Linked DNA regions of Homo sapiens: regions 1, 2, 3 and 5 are each linked to region 4. A link is a contact called in ENCODE Hi-C or POLR2A ChIA-PET data. All regions are on one chromosome and are shown on one strand. The core of a region is the stretch at or near the end of the contact, and the rest is flanking DNA. Distances in the headings are between cores, read along the strand shown. Region 1 holds the start of CPED1 (cadherin like and PC-esterase domain containing 1). Region 2 holds the start of SMIM30 (small integral membrane protein 30). Region 3 holds the start of SAMTOR (S-adenosylmethionine sensor upstream of mTORC1). Region 4 holds the start of TES (testin LIM domain protein). Region 5 holds the start of ING3 (inhibitor of growth family member 3).

Evidence for each region. Hi-C counts contacts between places; a loop is a spot of excess contacts on that map. ChIA-PET counts read pairs that join two places held with the same protein, here RNA polymerase II (POLR2A). Pooled maps may share reads with other maps.
Region 1: a loop to region 4 is called in a map of K562, with 7 times the contacts of the local background. The contact joins the promoter of CPED1 here to the promoter of TES in region 4. A Hi-C loop is called at or near these places in 1 of 168 maps with a recorded cell type or tissue (K562). POLR2A ChIA-PET finds 5 or more read pairs at or near these places in 2 of 52 experiments (CD8-positive, alpha-beta memory T cell and activated CD8-positive, alpha-beta memory T cell).
Region 2: a pooled map shows a loop between it and region 4 (10-fold over the local background). The contact joins the promoter of SMIM30 here to the promoter of TES in region 4. A Hi-C loop is called at or near these places in 1 of 168 maps with a recorded cell type or tissue (K562), 1 of 37 single-sample maps with no recorded cell type and 8 of 50 pooled maps.
Region 3: a loop to region 4 is called in a map of CD8-positive, alpha-beta T cell, with 19 times the contacts of the local background. The contact joins the promoter of SAMTOR here to the promoter of TES in region 4. A Hi-C loop is called at or near these places in 3 of 168 maps with a recorded cell type or tissue (CD8-positive, alpha-beta T cell and naive thymus-derived CD4-positive, alpha-beta T cell), 2 of 37 single-sample maps with no recorded cell type and 10 of 50 pooled maps.
Region 5: a loop to region 4 is called in a map of CD8-positive, alpha-beta T cell, with 6 times the contacts of the local background. The contact joins the promoter of ING3 here to the promoter of TES in region 4. A Hi-C loop is called at or near these places in 3 of 168 maps with a recorded cell type or tissue (CD8-positive, alpha-beta T cell and naive thymus-derived CD4-positive, alpha-beta T cell) and 10 of 50 pooled maps. POLR2A ChIA-PET finds 5 or more read pairs at or near these places in 3 of 52 experiments (CD4-positive, alpha-beta T cell, CD4-positive, alpha-beta memory T cell and activated naive CD4-positive, alpha-beta T cell).

The regions. Positions count from the first base shown.
Region 1 is chr7:120,986,826-120,990,119 of GRCh38, reverse strand. It overlaps CPED1 (cadherin like and PC-esterase domain containing 1), which reads right to left and starts at 1,409. Exons shown (of 23, transcript NM_024913.5): 1 at 1,208-1,409; 2 at 250-729. The coding sequence starts at 498. RefSeq lists an enhancer at 2,154-2,233.
Region 2 is chr7:113,116,902-113,120,101 of GRCh38, reverse strand. SMIM30 (small integral membrane protein 30) reads left to right here and starts at 1,548. Exons shown (of 3, transcript NM_001352688.2): 1 at 1,548-1,574; 2 at 1,941-2,034; 3 at 2,495-3,200. The coding sequence starts at 2,524. The coding sequence ends at 2,703. All of the region lies in intron 2 of LOC107986837, which reads right to left. RefSeq lists enhancers at 1,149-1,288, 1,183-1,777.
Region 3 is chr7:112,938,451-112,942,081 of GRCh38, reverse strand. It overlaps SAMTOR (S-adenosylmethionine sensor upstream of mTORC1), which reads left to right and starts at 2,207. Exons shown (of 5, transcript NM_152556.3): 1 at 2,207-2,491. The coding sequence starts at 2,332. RefSeq lists enhancers at 1,739-2,078, 1,733-2,249 and a silencer at 2,279-2,378.
Region 4 is chr7:116,208,715-116,212,112 of GRCh38, reverse strand. It overlaps TES (testin LIM domain protein), which reads right to left and starts at 1,574. Exons shown (of 7, transcript NM_015641.4): 1 at 1,379-1,574. The coding sequence starts at 1,405. RefSeq lists an enhancer at 646-885 and silencers at 1,246-1,335, 1,476-1,675, 1,430-1,692, 1,726-1,855.
Region 5 is chr7:120,949,264-120,952,960 of GRCh38, reverse strand. ING3 (inhibitor of growth family member 3) reads right to left here and starts at 2,184. Exons shown (of 12, transcript NM_019071.3): 1 at 2,037-2,184; 2 at 1,726-1,797. The coding sequence starts at 2,064. RefSeq lists an enhancer at 1,562-1,641.

The DNA of each region.
Region 1 (3,294 bases), core at 160-2,659, 4.8 Mb before region 4:
TCTACTTCATTCCACTGAAATGAAGTGAAATCCTAAGAGATAAAGTAATGCCAGAACTTTCTGGAAGTAACTATAAGAAGTTGAAGCTTATGTAACGTGTTTCCCAGTCATCAGGTCACTCTCTAGGCTGTTTACACTCTGGATCCCTTTCAGACCTCATGGAAGTTAATTTTAGTTTTATAGAAAGGACAGAGAAGCAGATTGCTGTCTTTGCAGAAACTGTCTCCGTTAAGCTTATGAGAGTCTTACCTTTCTGGTTTCCTGGGCATTACCAGAGAGAAGGAAGCACTGTTTGTCCTGAGAGAATCCTTTCTTGCATCTGCTTGCCTGGGTTTCAGTGGATGTGTGTGGGACAGCCCCAGGGGCAGCGGCTGTGAGCTTCCTCGACCCTCGGAGGGTCAGAGTCTGGTAGAAGAGACAGATTGCCACCACTAAGCCCACCAAGAAGGGTCGGGGGCAAAATCGCCGACGACAAGGGAACACTGGGCGACAGACCATGACCAGTTCAGCTTCACTTGGCCCCTGTCCACGTTGCGGGAAAAGTCATAGCAGCTATTTTTTGTCAGCATGAAAAATACTAATCTGTCTTCTTTTTCCCCAACTCCAATCAAGTTTGCTTCATCCCTGCTTAAGAATTTTCCAAAAGGTTGTGCCAAAGAATCATAGGTCCCGAAAGTCTGAGGCTTTTAATAAGAGCTCTTCCATGGATGACAGTCAAAAGTGGATGACCTGAGTTTAAAAAAAGACATCAAATAATAATAGTTGTAACGAATAACCTGAGTGTACCCCAGGCTGCCAAACTGTTGCTTCCAGCAATGCCTTATTCTCACATCTTTCAACTCACAGTAAAGGAGTCCGACTCTGCCTCAGCTTTGCAGGAAGAGAGAAAACAATACCAAAGTATATCTGGAGTCTGAAAACAGCATTGAAGAACGCAAAAGATTAAAACCCAAAGTGCCTGTTGCACAGCTGAACTCAGGCCAGGTTGCCTTAGCAGTTCCTCAATTTTCCTCCGGTTTTAAAGCAGTCTTGCTTTCAGCCTTTTGTATGCTTCCCTTCATTTAGTTTTAAATTCCCACTGTCCTGTAAGTATTCACGGCTTTTAACATAAAAAGGGCATACGCAATTTGAATGGACATGGTTACTGTCAGGGTTTTTGCTTGAATTTGTTTCATTCCGTCTCAAGTTCAAAGTTCTATGTACTTACTCAGTTTTCATCCTTTTAGCCAGGAAAAAAAAAGTTTCCATGATTTCCTAATGGATTGCTGATGAAAACCACTCGGAAGGAAACACCCAGTCGTATGACTCCAATTCATCTCACACACACACAGAGAGAGACACACACACACACGCACACAGACACATAAACACACGCGCGCGCGCCCGCTGCACGCCCGGCGGGAGCAGAGGACCTCGGCATCGCAGCCACCCGGGGCCGGGCAGAGCGGGGCGGAGCTAAGGCCGGGTTCCTCTGGCCCTGGGGGCTGCTGGAGCAGCGCTGTCAGCCCTGTGTCCGAAACCGTGGGCTTCCCCACTTTGGAAACAGCAGCTAGCATTTCCCCAAATGAGGCTGCCCACCCAGAGCTGCAGAATTTAGAAACGTATCTGATGTCTGATCCTCTGTGCAACTTCTTTTTCCTAATACAGAATTGGAAAAACAAATAGCCTTAGCCAATTGGTGACAAAGGTCGAGAATGAGACTAAAGTGAACTCCATGAGTGAATTGGGATATTCTTCACTCCAGGGAATTGTGGTTACTCTTCTGAGGATAAGAGGGTCACAAGTACTGTCTGGACCTCAGACAGCAAGCACCAGAATAACTCAGTCGTCTCTCTGTGTCTTAGTATGGAACTCAGATCACAGATGTTCTTATTACTCCTTTCCTGGACTAATTAATTGGGTCTTTCAATGATCTGATGCTTCATGGCCTGACATTTTGCTCCTAAAATGAGTCGATTATAGCAGGTGTTGGGGGTAACTTTTGCCCAGTAGATAAAGGTACACAGTGGGCTTTGTCCAGAATCAGCTCAGTCTAATTCTGTGCAGACCTTCGGGTGGACGCTGCTAATAGTGCAATTCTGCAAACCCCCTTCCACTTTTGCTGAGGCTGTCAAGGCGAAAGGAAATCAGTCCTTGCTTTGTGAACTCTGGATACCCAGGGCTGTCTTAGCGCATAGCAGGCATTATTTAAAGGCTCTGGACCTGAAGAGGTTTTCAAACTTGTTTCTAAGCCAAACTCTTGTGGGTTGAGGTTCTCCGTGAGGCCACACCCCTAGAGTGAGCCTCACCCAGAGGCACGCTGCTGTCAGCCCCTTGTATTTTGAGAGACGGAGCGCCCCCTAGGGGTGCCCAGCTAGCACAGATTCAGAGAAATGGGCATCTAGAGTTCCTTGCTTGTGAGAAAGAAACCCTTTTAACATCCTATAGAACAAATTAATTAACACATTACAGAAGAAATATTCACACGGAAGCTGGATTTATCCCAAGCCCTTGCATGTATCGCCTCCAGTGGCTTTAATATTATTTTATGTATAGGTTCAGAGTCCTTAATCTTATGACAAATGGGATAGAGAAAAATAAAGTGATGCTTCACTTTTAGAAGCCAAAAGAGTTTTAAGAGAAAATGGCTGAACAGTGGTGTTGTAGGACATATCGTTTTGGTGGATGCAATGTGATTTGAGAGATAATAAGAATTGTGAGATTTCTAAATTGGAATCCAGGGTGTGACAATGCTGTTACTGAGTGATAAGGAATAGGCAGACAGTTCTATTAAGTTCTGTTAAGGCAAGAAGTCTGAAAAACAGAGTTTGGGGAATCTAAAGAGTCATTCTTATGCTTTATTAAATTGTTGAGAACAAGGTACAGAAGAAAGTAAATCAGATGCTAAAATAAAATTGCCATTCGGTTGGGAGAAATGAAAGACAACAGTATTGAAAATTTTAAGATAATATAGCTAGACTTCAAATAATGGGAATTGGGAAGAAGGTGGAAAATTAGTATCCCAGAAATGATTCTAGTAGATTAAAGAACCCCATTTCCCATTTTAACCACTGAGTCCAAGGGAGTGGAAGAAAGCAGTAAGGAAATATTTGCAAGAGAGAGAAAAGAGGTAGCTTGAGAAGGTGCAAACAAGAGGTGGAAAGGAGATATAGCAGGAATTATCACCAAATAGACTAAGGCGATACACAAGCATCTGATTTTAGAGTAAACCCAATCTGGATATGATTCATGGCACTGCCTTTTATCAGCTGTTCTTAAACAAGTGGTTTGACCAAAGTCTCAGCTTTCCTCATT
Region 2 (3,200 bases), core at 299-2,798, 3.1 Mb after region 4:
AATTTAAAGAGAAAGTTTCTTGCCACTTACAGACTCTTTAAACTTAAAACCAAACCATTATCTTTAATGTTGACGTGCCTAGAAACAAGTCTGTAACAATACTAACTTTAAAGTAGTCTCTGCTGACTTCAGCTAACTAAAATAAACACATAAGGAAAAATAAACATGTAGGGAAAAACAAAATGTTCACAGTAGGATATGAGAGAATATTTTGGAAGCTATAAAAATATAACTCCTATTCCAAATATAATTGATTACAAAGGCACGAAAGTAGCTCAAAACAAAGGATGAAATGAACAAAACCTTGTTAAAATAATCAAGGTTAGAGAAACAATGCTGACGTTATTGTGCAGTTATTCTCAGATTTCCAATTTTCTAGTCACCTTGGTTTGGTTTATTTGGCACCTCTCGGTCTCTCATAAGATCTTGTTGGCATATTTATCTAGTCAAATCATTATTATTATTAGGCAACATTACTGAGCACCTGCTGGGTGCCGGTTAGGAGCCAAGAATATAAATCTTTGCTAGAGAGACTAGGAACGTGTAAGAAAAAGGGTAACCGACAACACAAGAATACATGCTAATTATTGGCATTGAACTGAACGTACCTGCATTATCTAACAGACTGAACCAGGGGACTTTCAGACCAGGCAGGTGGCTTCACACCCAACCCTCATCATTAATAATTTATAATGTAAGGATAGCAAATAAATTTTCAAATCAGTAAATATGAAAGAGTTCAGAAGATCAGATGACTAGAAAGGTTCAGTAAGGAGTTCACAATTAGCAGACAATTGAAAGAGCGCCTTTCAGAAAGGTTACGACTTACATATACAAATAACTAATTCTTGTTTTATGATTTAAAAGCAGTATTTTTACATCTTTTCACAAATATGTAGGGACATTTGGGGCTGAGGTTTCACAAAAACATAGGTGGGAAGGAATCACCGCAGTGCACTCCTGAATAGATTGTCACTTTAGGACCTGAATCCTGAGAGATCTTCTGCAACAGGGCTAAACCCATTTTTCCTAAACTTTATTTTGCACTACAAATGTTTTTTAACCTTTTACGATATGTCTTATTAACCGCGCTTTTTCCCCATTGACTAAAAAATTAATAAATGGCATATGTTTCATTAGGAAGATGGTGACAGAGATTTCCTGCTTCAGAAACGTTGGAAGCCACTGGTTTAAAAGCACCCGGAACAGAGGGCTGTACTTGGGTTCTCTCTCCCCGCTGTGTCATTTCAGTCGAAGAAAAAGACAAAATTACATGTGCGCCTTACAGACTCAACAGGGTAGAAAACACTTGCTATCATTTCTTTTATTTTGAAGTGAGCTTTTATATAAACACACGAAACCATCTATTTAATAGTAAAACGTTGGGCAGGGAAAGGAAGTCCCGCGCGTTCGCGACTCTTCGCCTCCGCTAGAGCGTGACCGTCACGCCCTCTGCTACTTATAGGGGGAACGCGCCGGGGCATCATAGGAGTCGGCGGCGGCAGGGATTGTGGGAAATGTAGTTTGGAGACTCCGCCCTCCTCGCCATTCCTGTAATGGCTGCTTCCTAGAAGGTAATGTACGAACTCGTCTCCAAAGGATACTTAGGTTGCACCAGTGTATTTGTAAAACAGGAGCAAATTTGGACCTTGCCGGGCCAAAGTACGAATTCTTTTTCAAATCTTAATATCAAGTCCTGAAATGAAATTATCTCTGTTCTGTTTCTTTTTACCTTTTCTTGTGTGGGTGAACTGACCAACTTTTAAGTCTAGTTCCCTGTTGGACAGACTTTTCTCAACTCATTACCTATCCCCCTACCGTCCATATGGCCTCCACGCTCTGCACTGACTCTAGCTGCCTCTTTAAAATAATAATAGTAATAATAATTAATTTTTAAATCCTTCTCTCCGCCCCCTCCCCACCCCCCATGCTAATAATAGGTCGTGTCACGTGGAACCTCTTAATCTCAGCATCCGGAGCTCCAGGAAGGGAAAATTTCAAGTCAGATAGAATTCTATATATACCATTTCTTTGGTAAGTCTTATTAATTCCCCACAACTTCGCAGAGTTATATGTTGTGTGACTTTTGCCAAATTTGTCTGCATTTCTTGGATGGGAGAGACCCTAAGAAAATGTACAATTTTTACCCACTAGGATATTTTAAGTTTCCAAGTTAGTGGCTCGTGCTTTTTTTCTGTTTGTTCTTAATTATGAACTCCTGTTCAATTTTTGTTTGGTTGATGCACGAGGTGTTGGCATTATCGTGGAAAATTCCTGGGTTTAGAGTGTTATCACGAGATAGGGAGATGAACCTCAAATTACTGTCTTTAACGTCCCTCTGTTTTTCCACCTATAAGATGAGGAGATGGATTGGAAATGATTCATAAAGTATCCAAAAGATTGGCTGGCCTGTTATTTGTCATGTGTTCATTTTGTCATTTGAAAAGGGAGGAATTTTTAATGGTTCCTTTTTGTTTCCATGTTTAATTTCTAGGAACCTTCAGCCCTCAAGATTCCAACATCATGACCTCAGTTTCAACACAGTTGTCCTTAGTCCTCATGTCACTGCTTTTGGTGCTGCCTGTTGTGGAAGCAGTAGAAGCCGGTGATGCAATCGCCCTTTTGTTAGGTGTGGTTCTCAGCATTACAGGCATTTGTGCCTGCTTGGGGGTATATGCACGAAAAAGAAATGGACAGATGTGACTTTGAAAGGCCTACTGAGTCAAACCTCACCCTGAAAACCTTTGCGCTTTAGAGGCTAAACCTGAGATTTGGTGTGTGAAAGGTTCCAAGAATCAGTAAATAAGGGAGTTTCACATTTTTCATTGTTTCCATGAAATGGCAACAAACATACATTTATAAATTGAAAAAAAAATGTTTTCTTTACAACAAATAATGCACAGAAAAATGCAGCCTATAATTTGCTAGTTAGGTAGTCAAAGAAGTAAGATGGCTGAAATTTACATAAGTAATATTTCATAATCTTAGAATTCTCTCAAAGCATGTGAAATAGGAAGAAGGAAGTTCTTGCCCAGAATCTTAGGAAATCACCACTGTTCGGTTATAATCACTGCCTCCTGAATCGTTGAGGAGTCTTTTAAATTAGATTTTTGTTTTGTTGTCTCCCAAGTTAATATTATATTTAGATATCAGAGAGTCAGGCAAAAAGGAAAACTTTTATCTCTAGGGAAAAAACATTT
Region 3 (3,631 bases), core at 958-3,457, 3.3 Mb after region 4:
TTCTTACGTTGGTATTTTAAGTTAAATATTATACCAATAAGAATAGCTAGTTACGAAACAGCAGGAAATTCCACATATTTATTTAAAAAATAGACATGTTTTTAAAATCTCATTAATGACTTTGTAAATTGTAATACCTACCTTTGGTAAGGGTGCAATGAAATAAACACCCATAGGTACTAGTGGACATGGCATAAACTGCTACTATCTTTCAGAAAAGGCAATTTCATAATATACATCAAAACCCTAACATGTTTGACCCTTTGCTTCAGAAATTGAACTTTTAGGAATTTAGCCTGATGGAATGTATAATTAAAGAAATGGACAAATACTTGTGTGCAAATGTGTTTGTCATGACATTATCTGTAATACAAAAAAGCTGGAAAAAACATAAATCTACAATAACTGGGAATTGGTTAATGAAATAGTAGGCTATTCATACAATAGATTGCCACATAGGCATCAAGAAATATCCTATTTGAAATTAGTATATACAAACAAAGAAAAAATGTTAAGTTGTTATCTCTCAGTCCAGATGTCTTATTTTCTTTACTCTTTTCTGTATTTTCCAAATTTCCTTCAGTGAACATCTTCAGTTAAGAGGCCTTAAAAGTTCATTTGCTAGTATTATGCTGAAAAGTTCTTTTTTAAAAAATAAAACTACAGTTCAGCACAAGTGAAATTTAATGCTCTTTTTACTATCATTGTATCTTTCGAATATCTGCACCATTATTTGCCTTCCATATGTATTAAAATATGGAAAGAGCCAAAAGAGACATGTAATTCAAGCTCCCCTTTCTTCCCAAATGAAATTCCCCCAAATAAGACCACCATATTTTCAATTTATTAGGCACTTCCGCTTAACTTCTCTTCATAATTATAAGGAGTTCTTTTGAAGTTTATATGTCCTTGTCTTTGTGTTTGATCTGTCTCTTCACTGTGCTGTAGGGACACATCTTCCGCCTTTAAATTCCATCAATCTCCCTTCACCTCCCGCTTCTCCTGTGTCCTAGACAGTGTGTATAATTCTTTGCTCTTCAGCGTATTCAATATAAAGAAGGTAGCATATAAAACAGTTACATAATGCAAGCTTTATTCGTAGTTAGAAAATCATTATCAAAATGTTACCATTGCAATCATTTCCATAGACTGTCACGTAACCAACACCTGCAATGGGGAAGTGGTACACAATCCAACACAACTCATTAGGGGCTCTCAGTCTATTCAATCTCTGACACTCCAGCAGCCTCAGTACCACTTCAGGAGCCAATGCAGTCTACCTCTCTCCAGAGAGCAGTGTTCCACCTTTCTGGGACAGAAGTCAACAATCGCGTTCCCCAAGAGATGGAAAAGAAGTGGAGGAGGGTGAACAGGTTACCAAACCCACTTAGATACACTCCGCATAGACTAACTCTCCAAATTAAAGGACAGGAGGTCACCTGAGCTGACCATAAAAGCTCAGAGTGCTGATGCGAATAAGATCAGGGAAGGCTGCTTATTAACACCGTGGTCACTACAAAAGTTCTTGAGGGCATCTGCTGTGAGTTTTCCATCGTTCCTTATTGTCCTCCTGCATCTCCTGTTGCTTTTCTTGGCCCTCTCCTTTTCGCATTTTCTATGTCCTTTGCCCAGCAGTAGTACTGCAGGCATAAACCATTGTCGACCTGAGAATTAAATTAGCATTTGGTAGCCAGACCTCTCCTTGAGCCTTAGAATGCTTGTGTGCTTGAGGTCCCTGAAGTGTAACGTCATCTCAAAGCGCAAGTAACTAAAGGGAACCTACATGTGACAAGGTGCAGCGGAGGTTCAAGCAGAGCACCCTGGCCGCATCGCAACAGATTATAAAGTGTAGGGGATGAAAATGATGGAAGACATCAGAAAGCCGAGCTGTAAAAAAGCCCAAACTAAGCAAACTGAGACGCGCAAGCGCGTTGCTCACAGCTCGTCTCCCGAGGCCGAGCCACAGCGCCTGCGCACAGAATCCGGGGAGGGTGGGGAAGAGATGAGCACCCAGGCCTGGAGCTCCCACTGCCTCAGCCTCCCTATCCCCGCAAGCTCCGCCTCCTCCAGCTGCTCGCCTTCCCAAACAACCGGGTTCGCCGCCGGCGCTTTCTGCCCATTGGCCCTTAGCCTTTTCCGTTTCCGCCCAGCCCTCAAAATCCACCAATCAGTTTGCACTTTTGGGTGAGGGTCCACCTCCAAGGCTGTCGCTCCGGTTCCTCTGCCTCCTCTGGCTGCTGCCTCCGCAGCTCCCTCCTCCTACCCCACCTCCTCCATCTGGGGAGCGTCTGCGGGGGCCTGAGGGGCGGCGGCGGCGGCGGCGGCTGCGATATGGAGCCAGGGGCCGGCGGCCGAAATACTGCTCGTGCGCAGAGGGCCGGGTCCCCGAACACTCCGCCGCCCCGGGAGCAGGAGCGGAAACTGGAGCAGGAGAAGCTCTCCGGTGTGGTGAAGAGCGTCCACCGGCGGCTCCGCAAGAAGTACCGAGAAGGTAAACAGCGCGCTGAGTGAGGGAGGAAGGGGAGGCCTCATCACCCCCAACCGCTTGTCACCTCTTCCCTCCTCCAAAGAGGCCACCATTAAAATGTAAAGGATCTGCACGTCCCCCCAGCCGCTGCTGCTCTCCCGGGCCTGGTCTGAGCCCCCTAGTCGGCATCAGACGCGCTCCTCCCCGCCCCCTTTTCTTTGAGGGCCCTTCGGGAGAGTTCTAGGCCTGTAAAGGAATTGAGTCCCCACCCCCTCCAAGCCCCTGTCCCCAGCCGGGGTGCTGAGGTTGTTGTCTCGGCACACACAAACACATACACGCTCACAGAGGAGGTGGGGGTCGCTTTTTGCAAGAGACGCCGAGGTAAAACAAGACAGGTAAAATCCATTTGTAAAAGACGAAAAGAAACCTGAGTTGTCCCTCCTTTACGCTTGACCTACCGGCTGTACCATTTGCTTCCTTATCAGACCCCCTTCCTAGTACTTCATTCCTACAACCATGCCGAGCCTTCCTCGCATTGGCTTCCAGGGCTGGGAAGCCAGCAGGCCTTTTAGCTGACTGGACTTCACATTGTTAAAAGGGGGCGGGCTACACTCGTGGCCCCCACTCCCATTTCTTAAATACTTGGTCTTAACTGTTTATTTAGGCGATGAGGAAGAGATCTGGGCAGGTTCTGAAAATACCGTTTGTATTGGAAGCCTCCTAAAGACACCTGCCGATAAAGCCCACCCTCGGCTTCCATGGATGGGGTTCCGGTGAGAACCCCCTCTGTGGAAGCTCATAGGGGAAGAAGCCTTAGTGGCTTTTGCCTGTGCCTGAAGAGTGTTTATAGTTGGAGTCTACAGTTATCCTTGATATCTTTAAATATAGGCTTTTGTACACAGCTGTTTTATAAGATTTTGACAGTGAAAATTCTGTTTTCATAGGCTTGGGAGAGAGACTTCTCCTGAGTATCGAAATGAGGAAAGCTTTCCACTGGTTCTCATTTTAGCTTAATTGCAAACTGAAAAGTCAGCAGCCTTCTGGTGTTAGTCCTATACTTAGTTAATAATTTAGGATTAGAAGGAAAATTATGGCAGTGAAGGAATACAGACAGGTAAGATCATGTTACTGTTGATTTATACACACGTTTCAACTACTCTAGAA
Region 4 (3,398 bases), core at 325-2,824:
TCAACAGAAAGCTAAGCGGGCAAAATGCTTTCCCCGCTTTTCCCCCATGACAAGCAAGATTAACCAAAAATATTACAGTTATTTAAAAGAAAAAAAGAAAGAAACCAAATGGGAAGAGAATAGAATGCAATCACGCTACCATTAACAATTTATGTTTTTCTGTTCTTGGATACCTTTTTGAGTGCCTGAGAATTTTAGTCGCAAGGAATGAAAAAAACTGTTTTCTCATTTCGAGTTTTTATTGGTCAATAGCTTCCTAACCGAAAACTCTGCAGTCCTAACACAATATTTTGTATCCATTTTCAAAAATCCAGTTCTGGGCATAAAATAGAATTAATGCTCAAGTCAAAAACTTTGTGTTTAGAAGATAAAATATTAGGAACCATGAGTATGAGAAAAACAAAAACTGTTTTCTGTATTTTTCCCTTCCTCTCTCTGCAAAACTTCTCTATTTGATAAGGGACAGCTAGCTTAAATTTACCACAAAGTAAAACATGAGCAAATCCCCTGGAACGAGGAGAACTTTCGCACAGGGCAATTCACTCGAATGTGACATCAGCATTCCTTCTGAGTCATAGTCTGGTCCCCACCCTTTTCTCCCAGGCGACACCAGGCTCCGCATAACCCGGGAGTGGCTCAGGTAGGGCCGTCGGTTCCAGTGCCTGCGAGGCAGCAGCCAAGCTGAAAATGTCTCCCTGCGCTGAGACGCTGGTGACAACCGCCCTTTGGGACTACCTGCCAAACAAGGAGAATGCGCTCTTTGACAGATAATTCCCTAAGAGGGAGGCACTGCCTCGGTCGGTAGACAAGTAATGAATGACCGAAAAAAAAATCACATTAGAAGTTATCACCAGCACGGGTGCGAAGGCAGTGCATTAAATCAACACTCATTTTAGAGCGCCCCAGACAGCCCAGCCGGAAGGGAGGAGATCAGAGCTGTCAAAGCACAGCAGAGCCCCAAACCACAAAGGCTTAATGAAATTCAACTTCCTGAGCCAGGAAGTGTCACGGTCTCGCCCGCACTCGCCCTAAGCTCGTCCTTTCCTTTTGAGGAGGCACAGGCAGAGCTGAAACATCTTAAGTAAAGTTTCCAACACCTACAACCACTGGGATTCCGTGAGACTGGAGAGAAGAGTCCCGCGCCCGCCCTCGCTCGCGCTTCCAATTCTGTCGCTCCCGAGTGTGGGGAGCTGGCGGGGCCGCCGAGCACCTCCTCTACCCAGGGGGCCAGGTCCCTGGGCCCGGGGCACCGCAGACCCAGAGCCGGGCTCACACCGGGGGGCCCGCGAGCCCCACCCACCTCGGCACCTCCGGCCGCCGCGCGCCGCGCGACCCGCGCAGGTGAAGCAGCCGCCGCCCGCCACGAGCGCCCCCCTACCTTCTTCACTTTGTTTTCCAGGTCCATGTTAACGCGTCCTATGGGTCCCCTCCTCCTCCTATCCGGGATCCCACGGCCGGGTTCAGCTGGCCTCCGGCTCCGCTGCGAACACGGGAAACCTGCGGAACTCCCGCGGCGCCGCTCAACAGCCACTCGCCCGGCGCCGTCGAACTTCCGCCGCCCAGTCCGCCGCAGCGGGCCTGCGGCCCGGACCCGGGAACAAAGGGGGCCGGGCAGCCAATGGCAGCCGGGCAGCTCCGGGCCGCCGCCAATCACCGAGCGCCGCACGCACCTTCGCGGCCCGAGCGCGGCGCTGGCAAGGTGAGAGGCGGGGCGGCGTCCGAGGCGGCGCCCTGCTGGGCAAGCTCAGTGACCCTGACCTGGTCTCCGAAGGGATTCTCTGGGCGTCCACGGGCCGGCTTCTAAAGAGCTGGGATCCCCAGCCTCCCTCTAGCTGAAGATGGAGAAGAACTTTTTCCATTTGGCAATTTGTACCTGTGTTTGCCCAGGACTTTTTATTTGGGTCAAGGGGAATAGTTATCCCAATACTAACTTCTCAGTTTATTTTCAGGGTAAAGAGAGAAAAAAAAGAGAGAGAGAGAGATTGTAGGGATCGTTAGGGATTCCTGTGATGGACCTTGGGCACTAAATTCAATATTGCGTTGTGGAGATGCCCTTTCCTCAATTGCTTTTTTCCACAATCCCAAATACTGTCAAGAAACCGTATCTTACATCCCTAAAGTCAGCGAAGATTCTTAGATTGTTTTCTGAGCATTGGGTTGTTCAAAAGTAAAGATGATGTGAATCACTTCAGAAACAGGTTGTGTCATTCCTTTGGAAGCAGAGGGTTGCCCTTTGTCTCTGTGTGAGATGGTGCTAGGCCTATCGCGTGCTCAGGCTTTGATGAAGCAGAGTCATCACATTGGTGCACCAAAGCTGAATTCATTTCATGCCCTAATTCAGGAGCAATTGCATCTAATACCATCAGATTGGTCGGTCTGGAAGGGAGCCTAACGATTACTTAGTCTAGCTTCCTCACTTTGCAGGGAACTGAGGACTCCAGAGGTGCAGGGACCTGCCTAATGTCTTAGCCTGTTGGGGACAGAGGCATTGCTCATGAATCTAAACAACTTCTCAAAGATGTTTGGGGCTGGAAGCACAGCATGTTGACTAAGGAAAAAGAGCAGTCAATTTTCTTCAATTTGTGGTTATGGCAAAAAATAACATTGCCCAGACAGCAGGTGACCTAATTTGGCACCTACTTTTAAAAATAACAAAACAATATAAAACAAACAAACAAAAATTCCCTAATAATGCAGATATTCAGGTCCAGATGTATGTCTGCCTTGCCTCGAGAAATTTGGTAGCTAAAAATATCCAAAATTCATTTTAGCCAATACTTGCAACTCTGCTTACTTGATTATTTGTTAACACAGAGCATTGATTTATAATGTGCATGTTTCCTTTATCCTATTAAGAATTAAAACTGAAATTACCAAAATGAGTTATGCATTTTTCTTTTCAGCTGATGTAAAACTTTTCTGTGTCATTTTCCCAAACCACCTTGAAAGGTGTGGGCCCCTGCAAAGTCTGCCCGTTGTAAGTGTATAGGATCATGAGGTCTAGCTATGACAAGGCAATTTTGTTTCTTTCAGAGAGCTTAACAGATGGAAAATGTCCAGTAAAGCAATTTAAATAAGGCATCAAACAAATGTTGTAACATAAATTTTGGACCCTTATTTGATGAGGTTGCAGAGATGACACTAAGAAAACCATCTGGAAACTTTTTTTTTTTAACTGTCAACTTCTGCCTTTCTCCCATTCTTCCTTCCCAACCCTCTCAGCATTACATTGTGTGTGTGTATCATTGGCAAGGATGGAAATAGAAATTCAGTGAGTTTTATCTGGAATTATCACTGTGCCAATTATATAAAAATAATTATAGATTATGTATAAATTATAAAAATAAAATTGAGGTAGATAAGTGTTAAGAGAGTTAAATTGTAAGTTTTTGTTCAGT
Region 5 (3,697 bases), core at 935-3,434, 4.7 Mb before region 4:
ACACCATTAGATAATCCTCACATTTCTTTTAACAAGAAAAAGTGATAAAAATATTTGGTATATGGCATTAAACATCTCATCATGTCATATCCCAACTGAAAGTAGTAGGTACAATCATTTAAACATTAATTCTAGGTAAGTTTTCCCCAAATTATATGCCAAGACTAATCATCTCATTGGATGTCTGCTAAAAAAAAAAAGGAAAAATTAATAAAAAAGATTCTGTTGTTATGTAAGTTGAGAAAAATCTTTTCATAATATACTTCTTTTGGAGATTTCCAGTCCACAATAGCCTTTTAAAGACTCTATGAAGTCCTATGGTTAATTTTTTAGAAGTATGTTCCTTTGTTTAAATAAGCATTTCTGAATTTATTTGGCACACAGTTCTGTTAATCCATAATACCTATTAACTTTAGAAAATTCTAGTTACTGTAAAGAAATGCACGTTTAAAAAGCCTGTAATATGTATAATGTAAGCCCAAATTACAAGAGAATTTAAAATTTTAAACAATAAAATATAAAAATAATTTAAAGTAAGTTACCCTTTATTTAATGCCTACTTTGTATCAGATACTAGAAATTCTAATCCATGTGTAACATTTTAAATCCTTGGATGATTCTCTTTTTATAGACAATGTAAGCCCCTCACAAGTGATAATACAGTCAGAGTCAATGAGTAAATTAGTAAAGCCCTAAAACAAACTCAGATCTGACATCAATGTCTGTGCTCAGTCCTGCAGAGAACACTACTTCAGCAAATCTTCAGCATTTCAACTACACTAAAATTAAAATGAATTTGTGAGATAGCTGGAGAACCACACACACAATTCATACTTCATATCACAATCCACTGAACAGAAAGTGGCTTCCATGCCACCACTTTTTATTATGTGCCACCTGAAACTTACCGGAAAAATATACTCATAAGCAAAGGGTATAGAAGTGGGTGTGTGGTCATGGGCAGAGAAGCCAGGAGCAGTGAAAAGGACAGGTTCTTAGCTGCAGCAGGTGGTCCCTGAGCCACCTATTTATAGTCGTTGCTCTATGAAAGAGCAAAGTTAATTTGGGGAAAAAGTCCTAGAGACTACCAAGCTATCACTGAAAGAAAAAGAAATGTTCATTAACTGCTAAAATTTTTAGTACAGCACATAAGAAACTTTACAGTGAAATCTAATTTCTGTCACTCATTTTAACCAAGAAAATGACGATTCTGTTACAATTTAAAATGTATCTAATGTGTAACTAAGTTTTCAAAATTTGACATTTGCCATGGTCTCTAAAGAGCTATATATAACCTCTGCTTCTGTGCTTTCCACTCTTGAAAAACTGTGAATAGGATGAACTTTAAAATAAGTATAAATGCTGAAATCTAAGTTCGATACGAAAAGGCTCAAGACGACATCTCAACATTTATTATGCTGACGTCCATTGAAACATAGATAACTATGTCAATGACGGTAGAGAAATATTTTTTGCACAATCCCACATTCTAGAAAGGAATACACGTGTCCCAATGCCTCCTGCTCTTGCAAAAGCCAGAAAAAAGTAGCATGGGAGGGAAGGGGAAGGCGAGATTCAGGGCTGCCAGTTCTTTTTGACAACTCCTTATGCACTAGCGGAGTGAGCCAGAGGACAGTGAAAGAGCACTAGGCGCTAGCAGTGATGACAAGCAAGTCTGGCACTGAACGCGCGCAGCGAACAGGAGTAGTAGACGCGCCGACTTACTCTGCACCTGCAGGTCCATCTCGCGCATTTCCGTGAAGCGGTCCCGCAGATCCATAGGAAGCTGCTCAATCACTGTCAAAGGGAGAGTCCGTCAGAGGGGCGGGGCCAACGGCGAAATACGCGCTTACGTCACTGCGCGCGTGCGTCAGGGGGGTCGAGGGGGCCGGCAGCCCACAACGAGGCTGCCAGTTACCGTGAGAAAGAAACATCCCCCGCCGCCCCCTCCCTCCCGCCATCTCGCTGCCCGTCCACTCGCGCTCTTGCCCGCCCGCACGTCCCACTGGCGGCCGCCGCCAGCGCCGCGCACTCACTTTCCAGATAGTCTTCTAGGTACAACATCGCGGCCCTTAGAGCTGAGGGAACAAGGGGGTCCAGGGGTTTATTTGTGTCACTCGCTGTCGCCGGAGTTTTGTCCCCTCCAATATGGCGCCTCCGCTAGCAGCACCCGCTCGACTCCGGCAAAAAAAAAAAAAGAAAAAAAAAAAAACCACTTTGGCGCCTGAGGCGCTTGCCTCACTGCCGCCCGGAGCTGCTATTGGTTGGTTCAAGCAATGACGTAGCCCGGCCGGTGTTCGCCCCCGTGCCTCTGTGGGAAATGTAGTTTTCTTCCTCCTCAGCGAGGGTTGGCGCGCTGGCGGCTCCCCTCGCAGAAACTACGAATACCGGGCGCCATTGCAAACAGTGCGTAACAGAATCCGAAATGCGGTGCCTCTGTTTATTTGTTGATTTTTGCACAGAGAATGGCGGGAGTTGTATGCACCTGCATAACACAACTAGGAACAACTTTTCACCTGTTCTTTGATGTGATTCCATGCCCCGGCGTTTGTGAGTTATGGGTTTCAAGAAGTGCCAGGCAAATAGCAAAGGTTCTAAACACTAGAATAATCAGCAAAGTTCGGGGAATTTGGATTGCTTAAAATAGAACTCTCTACTGGAATTTATCCTCATTATTCACTCTAAAATATAAAAGAGACACCTGGTTGGCTTACGTGTAATTTTAAAATAGTTTATACTGAGACTATGGAGTGAATATACATTTCCCAGATTAAAAGATGCACAAATAGTGTCAGTAGCCACTTATATATTCTAGTTTGCGGTCCATCTAATCGTCATTCTAATGTAATTGATCTATACATACAATCTGCATCCGCAAATAATAATAATAATAATCTTCATCATCACAGTGAGCAGCCATGAATTACGGATGCAGCCTTGATTTCTAATAGGCTGTTAATAGCAGTAACTTTATGTTGAGTAAATAGTCCATATTCGAGGTTGGTTGTCTTCGGCGTTCTTTAGTTTCTACTTTTCGACCTCTCCCAGCAAATGTTTTCCTGTGATATATTTAGTACGTCCCTACTCAGTTTCTTTTTAAATTGTTTTTTATTAAAAACTCTTGCACTCAATAAATGCTAGATATTGTTATTTTCCACTCTTCTTAACTTTTCGATTTTCTGGGGAAATTGTCATTAGTTCATAATTTATTGTTCATTTTCTGTTTTTCAAATTGCAGTTGAAACTGTGTGTGTGTGTTTCTTGCTTTCCTTCTCCATTACATACTCTTGTACTCAAGGTTTTCACTGCTCTTAAGCAGGAAACTTTCCTGTCGTGAATGATGAATCATGATGAATCTCAACGGAACCTTACTTCGATCCTAATAAGAATTAGAATTTTATAGTTTCTAGTTAAGTTTTTCATTACTTCCATCGAAAATCAAGTACTTTCGATCTTTTTCTCCCTTCTTTTTTTCCTCCTTTCTTCGTTTCCCATCCTTCCTTCTTCTGGCTGCTTTTAACATCTCTTTGACATCTTTTTGCAGTTTTGTAGTGATCTAAGTCTGAATTCCTTCCTTATTCCCTTTTCTTTCCTTAAAATTTTAAAATTATGCTTAGGATTTGAGGGGATTCCTGAATTTCAGGATTGGTGCCCTGCAACAATTCTAGAAAATTCTCAGCGTTTGTCTTTTCAGTAT